Regions from separate parts of the Homo sapiens genome. Here region 1 is linked to region 2. Evidence: chromatin contacts called from ENCODE Hi-C or POLR2A ChIA-PET data. All regions are on one chromosome and are shown on one strand. Each heading gives the region's core, a stretch centred on a gene start or an enhancer-like site at or near the end of the contact. The rest is flanking DNA. Distances are from core to core; before and after follow the strand shown.

What was found. A loop is a pair of places that touch in the nucleus more often than their neighbours do. ChIA-PET counts read pairs that join two places held with the same protein, here RNA polymerase II (POLR2A). Pooled maps may share reads with other maps.
Region 1: a map of ascending aorta shows a loop between it and region 2 (4-fold over the local background). The contact joins the promoter of PAK3 here to the promoter of TMEM164 in region 2. A Hi-C loop is called at or near these places in 2 of 168 maps with a recorded cell type or tissue (ascending aorta and naive thymus-derived CD4-positive, alpha-beta T cell) and 7 of 50 pooled maps. POLR2A ChIA-PET finds 5 or more read pairs at or near these places in 1 of 52 experiments (WTC11).

Annotation. Positions count from the first base shown.
Region 1 is chrX:111,092,764-111,098,357 of GRCh38, forward strand. PAK3 (p21 (RAC1) activated kinase 3) reads left to right here and starts at 3,428. Exons shown (of 18, transcript NM_002578.5): 1 at 3,428-3,652; 2 at 4,627-4,693; 3 at 4,812-4,921. RefSeq lists a silencer at 3,499-3,628.
Region 2 is chrX:110,000,894-110,006,866 of GRCh38, forward strand. It overlaps TMEM164 (transmembrane protein 164), which reads left to right and starts at 2,221. Exons shown (of 7, transcript NM_032227.4): 1 at 2,221-2,285; 2 at 2,608-3,271. The coding sequence starts at 2,882. RefSeq lists a silencer at 1,466-2,325 and an enhancer at 2,428-3,083.

The DNA of each region.
Region 1 (5,594 bases), core at 2,178-4,677, 1.1 Mb after region 2:
TTTAGGCTACCTTTCATGTAATATTTTTCATTCTTATATAATATTCAGCATAACATATTTCAACATTTCTTGACATGTTTTTATGAATATATTCATAATCAGATTCCTTGAGTTGGAATTGCTGGGTCAAGTGGCACATGCATTTTAACATTTCCTAAGTACTACCCACTTGTGCTCCCAAAAGGTTGTGCCATTTACACTCCCGTCAATTGTATATGAGAGTGAGCAATGTTCCTTTTATCCAGGATTTGACTGAAACAGTTTGAAGATATTCATTTCAGTTTACTTCTGTTATTAAAAGCCCCATCCCAGCGCTTCTCACTTCTCATGTGAATCAAGGGGCTAGTTGGGTTGGTAAAGACCCAGAGAAGATATACAACTCAAGTGGCCATATAGGGTGGCAGAACAAACATAGAACTGAGAATTGGAGACCTGGTTTCCAGGACCATCTCTGTGAAGCACTGGACAGGTAACTTCAAACCCCTGAGTCTCCATTCTCTCATCTATGAAATGCAGATCATAATAATTGCCATAGTAAACTGTTGTGGTTGTTGTGAGGATCAGATGGGGAGATACAAAAGTGGTTTGTAACCTGAGAAGTAGGATACACATGCCAAGTGGTTATGATGGTAGTGTTGTAATACCCTTAAATCAAAGAGCTCCCAAGCAAGAGAACAGTGAGTTGGGTGGTAAAAATGGTGAGTTGAGGGGAAAAATTACACAGATGAAATCTTTAAGATATTTCAGATTGGAATCCCTTCCTGAGATCTCCCATGCAGTTGCCCTATATTCTTGGAGAACAAACCATGTTGACAGTAAAGACTGCTTTCTCGTATCAAGAATAACATAGGTTATCACCCTTTCATAGGAAGACCCTAGGCTTGGGTCTTAAGTCCAGTCCTCTTTCTATGACATCACTATGCTTTGTCAGTCACCTAATAGGATTTTGTCCACATGCTACTTTCTACAATCACTAGGGAGAAAGGAAATACACCCATGAAATGTTTAAATAACCATGTGTGGTGACTGCATAAATAGCTCTGAGTTATAGCTGAGGTATATGGGAGGATTAGAGTGAAATCAAATACCTTCTCATTACAAGTTAAATCAATAGCCTAGAAGACCCAAGTTAAATCATTAGCCAGGAAAATCCAGTTATATTTTTCTATTTCTTAAAAAAGGTTCTTGTTTAACCCAAATAAATGCATTTTACAAATCAGAGATGTTAACATTGAATAAATTACATTCATTTTGATTTGTGATTTTTTTAGATTATTTTTACCATGGTGTAGAAAAAAACCAGTGGGATGTGGTTGCTTTTTTTTTTTAACTCCAAAGTTAGTTAAAAAGATATCTGTAAAATCACTGGAGTCAGAACCATCCTGATTCCAACTTATTAATGAAGGATTTGAGAAAGAGTGTTGTATATTTTTGCATTAAAGACAACCACGACACCAAAAAAGCTATTTTTAAAAATGCCTGATTTTTTAAAAATGCCAATCTTATATAGTCTGTTTCTTTTAAAGCAAGTATGTATTTTAACAAAACCAGTAATACCACATTTAATTCTTAGCAGTAGTAAACTGTATCATATTAGAAAAAGCATGGACTTTGGACTCATTTCGATACAAATCCCAGCTCTACCACTTTCTACAATGTTAATGTAATACTCATATATGCATTAATATATATATTTTGAATTTAGGAAAATAAAATGCAAACTGACCCTTAAAAATGGTCTGGATTACATCGTTTACTTAGTCTTTGCCTCCCTCTTTCTTGTTTTGGCATAGAGTGGATCATTGTTGTTGTTTTTCTCAATTCCCTGTATCATCACAATTTAAAATGAATCAGTCCAAAAGAGGCATCCCATTCTTCAACTGCCTGAGATGTTTTGTCTGGCGAATCTGTAGCTCTTTTTTTTTTTTTTTTTTTTTTTTTGGAGACGGAGTTTTGCTCTTGTTGCCCAGACTGGAGTGCAGTGGCGCAATCTCGGCTCACTGCAACCTCCACCTCCTGGGTTCAAGTGATTCTCCTGTCTCAGCCTCCCAAGTAGCTGGGATTACAGGCGCATGCCACCATGCCCAGTTAATTTTTGTATTTTTAGTAGAGACGGGGTTTCATCATATTGGTCAGACTGGTCTTGAACTCCTGACCTCAGGTGATCCGCCCGCCTGGGCTTCCCAAAGTGCTGGGATTACAGGTGTGAGCCACCGCGTGTGGTCATCTGTAGCTCTTTTGTACGACTTTTACTAAAAGGACCTGGGCAGATATATTAGTTCACTCTTGTTCTTGAAACCTATTTTGTTGGCATTATGGAGAAATTATTGCTGGATGTTACACAGTGTGGAGAAAATTGAATAAAAGTTCACTGGGAAGGGTCATGATCTATTTTGGCCATTTAAGTATGTGAGGATATATTTATCTTTATGAAAATAAATTTGAAAGTAGAAAGAAAAAGTTACTCATAATACTACTAGTTTAACCCAACGGTTACAATTTTATGTCCTCTTCTGATCGTTTTCTGTAGGCATATTTTACATCATTATAATTTGAATGTCCTTATTGTTTTGTATTATTTGACTTTTTATGGCAGCTTACTGTCGCCTTGCTGGGATTCACCATAATTTACATAATCTAGCCAAATCATGGGGAGTATGGATTTTGGAGTAGCAAGAGATTATTTTTGGAGTTAGATTTTATAAAGCTTTGGCCATCTGCAAAAATTTGAACCGTATCCTAAAGACAAGAGAAAGCTTTGAAGGTTTAAGGGAAAGGATGGACAGAGAGAATCGCATTTAAGCTCCATTTGAAGTAGAGTTATTTTTATTTTTTGTATAATTCCTTGCTTTTTGGAATGTGTGTGCTTCATATGCAGAAAAGTAGTTTCCCGATCTAGACTGCCATCTCTTTGAATTCCACTGCCACATCTGTCTCTCTTAGTTTTCTGTGTATTTTAGAGATTCCGTCAGTTTAACCTGCCTGGCTGACAGGTGGTGTCCCAAATCGAAACCGTTTTTTCCCCCGAATAAAGTGTGCCCGTGTAGCTGTACAGATTTCGTCCCCTGAAAATTCATCTGAAATCTCAATTCTCCTGAGGGGAGCAATTAAGGAAGATACATGAACTCTCCCCTCCTCTCCATCCTGTCAGGTGCCCCTCTTTTTTGATGGCCCCACCTCTGTCTAGACAACCCTGACAGTGTAGAAGTTTCCATCTCCTTTCCCTTTCCCTCTCCATGTTCCCTCCCCTTCAGTTTTTTCCCCCTCCCAGGCGCTTCCTGCCTGGAAACAAAAGATTGGTCCCCAGTAGCCCACTCAGGGCGATTTTAGTTTTATGCTCACCATCTGATTGGCCTAGGTAAGGTGCAGAGCTCGGGTGACGTAATAGCAGAGAAGGGCTAGGGAGCGGTTGCCGAGCAGGGGCTCTACCGCGGGCGGGCAGCTGTGCCAGCTAACCGTCTGGGATCTCGCACTGGGGGCTGCAGCTTTTCCCCGCCTCGAGCCAGTGTGCGGGGGCGGGAGAAGAGCCAGGGGGAGCGGGCTGGGCCCGGGGCTGCGGCTGCGGCCGCGGGGCTGCGGCTCCCCAGCCCCGCCAGCTGGAGCGCTCGGAGGTAGAGGAAAGGTCTTGACGGGGTGGCTGGATCCGTGGCAGGTAAATCCCGCGACTAACTGCACCCGGGCTACCGCGGGGGAGGGGGTGGCTGTTGGATGATGCTTTAAGGCTGCTGGGCAGATGTTCTGCCTTTCCGGACCCCCCTCCTGTCCTGTTTGTGCCCCAGCCTCGAGTCTCCTACGTGGCTCCCCGGAGCCCTGAGACCAAGCGAGCAGTTTGCATGATCCCAGTTCGCGGACAAGTGGGTGTGTCAGGGCCGTTCCCAGAGGGCCGGGGCTCCTTCGCTTGGTCAAACCCTAGACTCGTTTACTGGGGCCTGGGCCGCTTGAGGCAAAACCCGCCTTGAAAGCTACGTCAGCCTGTAAGTCTTCCCTTTCACCCCCCCGCCCGCCCCCCTACCCAGCCCCAGTAGCTGTGACAGCAGTTCCCTAGAAAAGGGGAGGGGGTGTGGCCACGGTCTGGCCAAGTCCGGGGTAGAACCCCCCCGCCCCTTACACACACACACACACACACACACACACACACACACACACACGAGGAAAGAGAAAAAGTGACGATTTTCTTAAACGGGCGCCTTCCCCTCTTTCTTTTATTTTTCTTTATCCCCCTCCCCTTTTTTTGGTGGGGGGATGGTAATAACAGGGGGACCCTTTTCTTCTCCTGTGGGGATTGGAATGATGCAATAACGCCCCCAGAAAGCTCAGGGTCCCTGGATTGGCCCTCTCTTTGTCTGGGGAGCAGTGTCATTGGGTCCACTGCCTCTCCTTCTCTCCTGTTCCCCTTAGCTCGCTGGGGGACATTGCCCTCAGTTTGTGAACTGGCTCTGGCAAGATTACTGCCGCACTTTTGGGTGAACTGAACATTTTAGATTCTTACTCTGGCAAGTTTTCCTTCCCTAGGTGGTGGTTAAGGGGTGGGGTGGGGTGGGGGATGGTGGGAAGAGGGGGATGCAGGCAAGGAGAGAGATAGAGGCCCCACTTGTTTTTTTTTTTTTTTTTGGTCCCACCTTTCAGAATCCAGTTCCAGATTCTAGACTTGAGGGTTCTGGGCTGTTGGTCTGTAGAAGCGAAGGAGAGAAGGGTGAGTGGCTTGGCTTTGGGAAGCATGATGGGGGCGGTTGCAGTGCTATTTTTAAAAAACGGCTTTCAGCAGGGAAGCCTTTAGCCATGTTAGTCTTGCTCCCCTCATGGTTTTGCAGACTCAAATCCAGGCCAAGTGTATGGCTGTCTGAGGTATTGGAACAGAAGGAGGTCCATTCCTGTTGGTGACAACACCGTGGCCCTGTTCTGGGATGAGCAAGGTGTAAAGGTCAGTGCGGTTTTCACTGGGCCATTTGCAAAATTATAATTGGGCAAGATCTGTGATTTGGTACTTGAGGCCTCCAATCAGGGGCAACTTTGGGCAAAAAGACTTGATATGGTAATGAATGACTAACAGGCAGAGGCTTGGAGAGAGAGCCATTTGTAAGCCTCTGTTTCTGGATACAAGTGTCATATCCCCCAGCCCATGCAAGAAGCAAAATGGGAAGAGACTAGGAGGTAGCCTGGGCAAGAGCTGACAGCTGAGAATCCTGAGGTCAGAGAGACCTTAGGATGTCAAGGAGCTGACCCTGCAAGTCTCCGGACAGGCAGCTGGGCCTTGTAGGAGAGATCTGACAGGAAAAGGAGGTTCACATGCAATAGGGTTATAAGCTAGGGGACACAGGACCCTAGGGACATTCTCACCAGCTAACCATTCCCACAGGTTGCAGAATTTCCTGGTCAGAGGTGGAAATGGTATATAGGGCAAACAAGTTTGCTGAGGTCTTGGGAGAGGGTGAGTGGTGGACATACCAGGTGAGGGAAACGAGAAATAAAAAGAACTGCAGGGATGGGAAGGTGCTGACATCCGAGAGTTTGCTATTATGTGTTCAGAGACTAAGCTACTAAATTAAGGTTAAAGAAGGTGGCCAAGGCAAAAAAAAAAAAAAAAATCAGGTGTA
Region 2 (5,973 bases), core at 971-3,470:
CAACTGATAATTCTTATGGTTATTTCTTGATTATATGCTAAACAAGGGGTGGATTATTCATGAGTTTTCTGGGAAAGGGGTGGGCAATTCTCAGAACTGAGGGTTCCTCCCCCTTTCAGACCATATAGGGTAACTTCTGGACGCTGGTGGGAGTGACTTTTAGCATGCTAATGCGTTATAATTTGCATATAATGAGCAGTGGGGACGACCAGAGGTAACTGTCATCACCTTTTTGGTTTTAGTGGGGTTTGGCCGGCTTCTTTACTGCATCCTGTTTTATCAGCAAGGTCTTTGTGACCTATAATCTTGTGCCGACCTCCTATCTCATCCCGTGACTTGGAATGCCTAACTTTTTGGGAATGCAGCTCAGTAGGTCTCAGCGTCATTTTATCCAGGCCCTGTTCAAGATGGAGTCGCTCTGGTTCTAACGCCTCTGACACTTGGAGAACATCAGGCCTATGGTAGATGTTGTACAAAACTTGGAGTCAGACAAGGCTACCTGGCTGTACTTGTTCGGAAAACCAGACTTGGAAAAAACGGGAGGGCGATGGCCTGATAATACAGTAGATTGCATTTTATGTTTTGAGCCTGGCTTGCAGCCAACATCCAAAAGTGTTTCCTAGGCAAGGTGCCTAACTGTGTTTTTCTGGATATTCTTCTAACTCATCGTGAGTCTTCAATAAATATTAAATAAACATGAGGAAGGTCCTGAGAAGGTCCTTTTACTGACCCTTGTCTCAAGAAAAGCAAATAGCCGATCGGTAAAAAGCAGCAGGTAGGAAGAGGGGATTTTATTTCCGTCAGTTGCCCTTATCCAGGTTTTGGGCTTAGTGCTGCTCCTCCACACTCATATAGTCCTGGCTGGCTTTTCCACGCATAGGTTAGGAAGCAACTGCTCTGGGGAGGGGGAAGGGGGGAAGAGGGGGAGGGAAAGAGGTCACGGGAAGCCTCCCTTCCTCCCACTGGCCTACCATTGAAGGCCTGTCAGGAGAAAGGAGAGAAGTGGGAGAGGGAGAGGGTGTGGCAGGGGTGGTCTGTGTGGCAAGAGGTAGAGAGAAAATAGTGGATCAGAGCAGGAGGGGGAGGAGCAGGGAAATGAAGCTCCTGTCCTAGGCACTGAAGTGTGGAGTGGGGCTGTGGCTAGAAAGGGGAGAGAAGATGCCTTTCTGGCCTTGCATGAGTCGTGGCAGAAAGGAGGAATCGCGAAGAGGAGCCGGCCATACCCAGCACACACCCCGAAGCCAAGCTGCTCATTACTAGAAAGGCTTATTCCCCCACAAGAAGTTAGTGCGGGCCAGCTAAGTGCCTACTATGTGTGCAGTATAGAAAGAAGTGCCCTGGAGAACCAGGTCGCGGGAGGCGGAGCCAGTCAACAGGGCTTCACCGAGGGGGCGAATTCTGTACACGGTTGTGAAGGAGGGTGGCTGTGCACGCGTGCAGGCTCCGAGTGCAGAAGACGAGGCAGGCCAGGGAGGAGGCGGAAGGAGGCGGAGCCTGAGCCGGAGGAGGGAGGAGGAGGGAGGAGGAGGAGGGAGAGCCGAAGCCGCGGAGGGTGGGAGGTGTGAATGGTGGACGGGTGAGGGGAGTGCCAGAGGCAGAAAAGGGAAGGAGGCGAGGAGGAGTAGTCGTGGCCCGAGGGCGTGTGGTGGGGCGAGAGCTGAACTGGACGGGAGGAGGGAGGCAGTGGCGGTGGCAGCGGGGAGGGGGAGGAGAGAGGGAGGGGAAGAAGGAGGAAGCGAGCGCGGCTGCTGCAGGGGGAGGAAGACGGGGAGGAGGAGCCGTGCGCCGCGGCGGCGGCCGCCAGGGGAACCGAGCGCCCGGCGCGGAGAGCGCGGGAGCGGAGCAGTAGCCCGATCCGGGGCCGCGGGCCGAGCTGCCGGTGAGTGAAGCCCCGAGGGGCGCGGCGGCCGGTCCCCGGGGCTGGGCGGGAGGCGCGGGAGGTTGCGGCGCCGGGGAGGAGGGAGGGGGGCCGGCTTTAGTCCAGGGGCCGGCTTTAGTCCAGCCCCCGGCTGGCCCGGCCTCCCGCCTTCCCTCTGGCTTCCTCCCTCCGCTGCCTGCGCGAGGGGGGCAGGTCCCGGGCGGGCCGCGGGCTGGGGGTGGTGCTGCCCGGAGGGCGGGCGTCTAGGGCCGGAGGGTGGAGCTGGGGGTTCGGGGGTGTACCCGGGGGCGGGAGGCTGGACAAGGACGGCTCTAAATTGGCTGGAGGGGCCCGTCGGCGGCGAAGTTGCTAGCTGGGGGCAGAGACGGCCACGCGGTTGCAGGAGTAAGAGATCCCTCTGTGGCGAGTGCGTGAGACGAGGAGTCCGGCGTCCCTGCCATCCCCGTCGCCCTCCCCGCCTGCTCGGCCCCGCTAGCTCCTCTCCTTGCCTCCGCGTGTCCCCTAGCTCTGACCCCTTTTGGCTCCCGGTTCGCTGCCGCAGCACTGCCGGGTCTCCTTGGCCCCCGCCCTGACCCTTTCGGCCTCCGGCTTCCCCTGACCCCTGCTTGCTTCGCCACTGCCCCGTTCCCGTTTTCTTCCCTCGCTAGTTACCCCTCCCGCTTCCTAATTCCCGGTGCAATTGCCTCTTTGAGACCTCTTTTTTTTTTTTTTCCTCTCCTTCCTTTTAGATTGGCCAACGGCTCCTTTCAACCCTGCCTCGTTGGTGGCCACTGGAGAAGCGCGGGGGGCTCCCCCAGACAGCCGTGGGGACAAGTTAGAGCCAGCACTTTACCCCGGGCCTTGCGTGTAGCTTCCCCTCCCCTACTCTCGGTGCCCTGGTGTCTGGAGGGGGGTTGTGGGGGTGTGCCCGCCTTACATGGTCCACCACCCGGGCAACCCTCTGGGCTTGTGTTCCATCTCACTCTTGCTTCCTGTACTGTGGTCAAGGGGAACCACTGCATCATGTCCCGGTATAGCTACCAGAGTCTCCTGGACTGGCTCTATGGGGGCGTGGACCCCAGTTTTGCAGGCAATGGGGGCCCCGACTGTGCTGCCTTCCTCTCTTGGCAGCAGCGGCTGCTGGAAAGTGTGGTGGTCCTGACCCTGGCTCTGTTGGAGATCCTGGTGGCCCTGCGGCACATCCTGAGGCAGACGAAGGAGGACGGTAGGGGTAGCCCTGGCAGCCAGCCAGAGCAGGTGACCCAGCGGCCAGAGGAAGGCAAGGAGAGCCTGAGCAAGAATCTGCTCTTAGTAGCCCTGTGCCTGACCTTCGGGGTGGAGGTGGGCTTTAAGTTCGCCACCAAGACCGTCATCTACCTGCTCAACCCCTGTCACCTGGTCACCATGATGCATGTGAGTCTGTTGACTTTTTCCTGGGCATCCTAAGTGATAAGAGTCATTTATGTGCTCAGGACACTCCATAGTGTACAGCACCTCATCCCGGCGGGCAGGGGGACCTTTAAAAATGATTTTCCAACGAGTGGCTGCCTTTGTGCCGATTTCAGGTTTGGCTTTCTTTCACCTTTGCACAGTGCGTCAGCCCCACAGTGGAGGTGAGGAACCTTGTGCCTGAACCCTAGGAACGACTGGCACTCACCCTGGCTGCCCCTCCCTTCCAGCCCAGCCCAACCCTGCCGTGCCCTGGGCTTTCACAAGCAGGAATTCCAGCCCCAGCCAGGTGCCCTTTCTGAATCACATCAGTGGACCATGACCCAGCTCCCTTGCCTTCTGTGGTAGTTAATTTCCCAGGGGCCTGGTGACACTCTTTCCTGGAGGTGGTCGCATAAACTTTCTCATCTACACTGTGGTACTTTGGGGAAATACTTTTACAGGTTTCTCTTAATGACTCTTTCATTTGGGAGTGTATGCTCTTAGAGTGAGGTCTGCCTTTGCATTTTGAGGCATTGGAGCAGCACCAAGCTCCTACTAAATGAGTTCTGAAGCAGGTCCCCAGGCTGACATGTGTACTTTGGGCTGGTGATCACTATGGTGAGAGGGTATTTCTTTTTTTGCAAACCTCTCCATCCTATTACTGTCATTCTGTCTCCTATGGTCATAGTCCAAGGGTGCTTAGGAAGCTGATTTCTTTACCTCATCGACTTCCACCCATTAGCGGTGCTAAGGAAAACAAATGGGATTGAAAAGGCAAGTTGCCAGATACATAAAAATAATCTGGGTGAGGACCAAGAGTGAGACTGTCTGTATTCAGCCTGTGTGGAGAGATGTTCTAAAGCTATAAAATCATGGAGGAGGAGGAAGAGGAGACTGGGAGAGCAATCAGTCTTTTTTAGATTTCAGGCTGTGGAAAACCGGGTGTGTTTTATTCAGGGGCAGTTTTGAAACCTGTCATTAGCATCTTTACTGCCTTTATGTTTGTAGAAGGTTATTCTTTGGAGACTTGTGACAGCCTAGCTTGGGGCAGGAGGTTGAGATTATTATCTCCATTTTACAGGCCTGGAGGGGTTTAGGAATGGCAGGTCATTTGCTTGCAGCCAGAAGATGAATTAGTGCCTGGGTTAGAAAGCAAACTCATCCACCTTGAGGTTGCAAGCTGTCAACCCCAAAGTGAGGGTGGCAGTGGGTGGTGGGGCAGTCCTGTGGGAAGACTCAGGCAGATGAGCACCACACTGTCTACCCATGGCTTGGATACTTGCTTGCACTGTGTTCCTAGGAACTCATTTGATTGCAGGCTTCTGGATGTGGTGAATGACCCCAGCCCCTTCCCTTCTTGCAGATATGGTAAGAAGGTATGGATAACTTTGGAATAAAGTGGCTGTTTTTGATTGGGTGGCTGTAAGCATCGGGGCTGGAGTGGGCAGCATTTTTTAAGAGAGGGCTTCTTGGGAAGTGATGCCATTCACAGGAAGTCCAGGGCTGTCCCAGCTAGACCTTCTGTGTAAATTTGAGCCAGTCTTCTTTCTTTCTTTTTTTATGAATGGGCTTTTTGTTAATGATAGGAAACAACGCATCTCAGCCGATGCTGTGTGAGGCTGTCGGGACAGGAGTGCTTTTTTAGGATGGCAGGTGGTGAGGGTCAAAGGGTGCATCTTCTACAAAGTGGTCTTGAGGCCTCTGGCAATCACATATCTAGAAGGTCGACAAAGGACTAAATTCAGCCTGACTGGAGCTGCGGCTGATGTGATGACGTCAAGACTGGCAACACCATGGTTTTTAGAAGCAAGATTTTTAGAGGCTCTCAGAAGACTCTGGAGACCTAGTGCTAGCATTAATTCATTGTATGACTTTGGAGAAAGTACTCTTCCTGGGCCTCAGTTTGCCTACCTTGTGAAATGAGGCAGAGTTGCCCTCCTAGCTCTTGACAGTCTATGTGATTCTTGTCTCCATAAGTCGTAGATGGGTATGCAACAGAGAGCTATTCTGAAATGCTTTTGACCTCCTGTGTGGAAAAAAAGGAAGCTAGTTTCTTCTCTGTGGAAGTCAGGTGGCCAGTTCCCATTCATTGTTTTCTCCCTGTGTCTTCCCAGTAAAGTAAACTCAACTGGGCCATGCTTGGGAACTCATGCAGAGGATGATGGCACTTTAGGACTCTGAAGCCTTAGGATGGGGGCATGGAACAGAGCCATGCCGAGGAGTTCTTGAGCTCCATCAGAATTATGCTTCTTTGCCCTTTTCCCCTAAATCACTGCTTTGTATCATTTAAATAGTAACCCCTGGCATACCAGGAGACCTAGCCTCTGATTAATCCAACTTTCTATACCCTCCATATGGCTTTTCCTGGGAAGCAGGAATGTATGGATTTTTAAAAGTTGATGAGTCCTAAAAAAAAAAAAATTAACAGCAGATGGTTGGAAATAATTTTCTGTCTTGGTTGCAGCAATGACCAATGATAGTATGTATACCCAGAATACCATAATACCTTGCATTTATCTAACAATTACTGTTTATAAGATACTTTCATATACATTGTTACTTTTAGCTTAGGCCTGGAGAAAGGGATGTTAAAATGTTTCCTGCAACAGTGTATATTCCAAAGAGGAGATACTATGTACAAAGAAATGTTTGGCAAGTGAACTAGCTGAATTAGGCTATGTTGT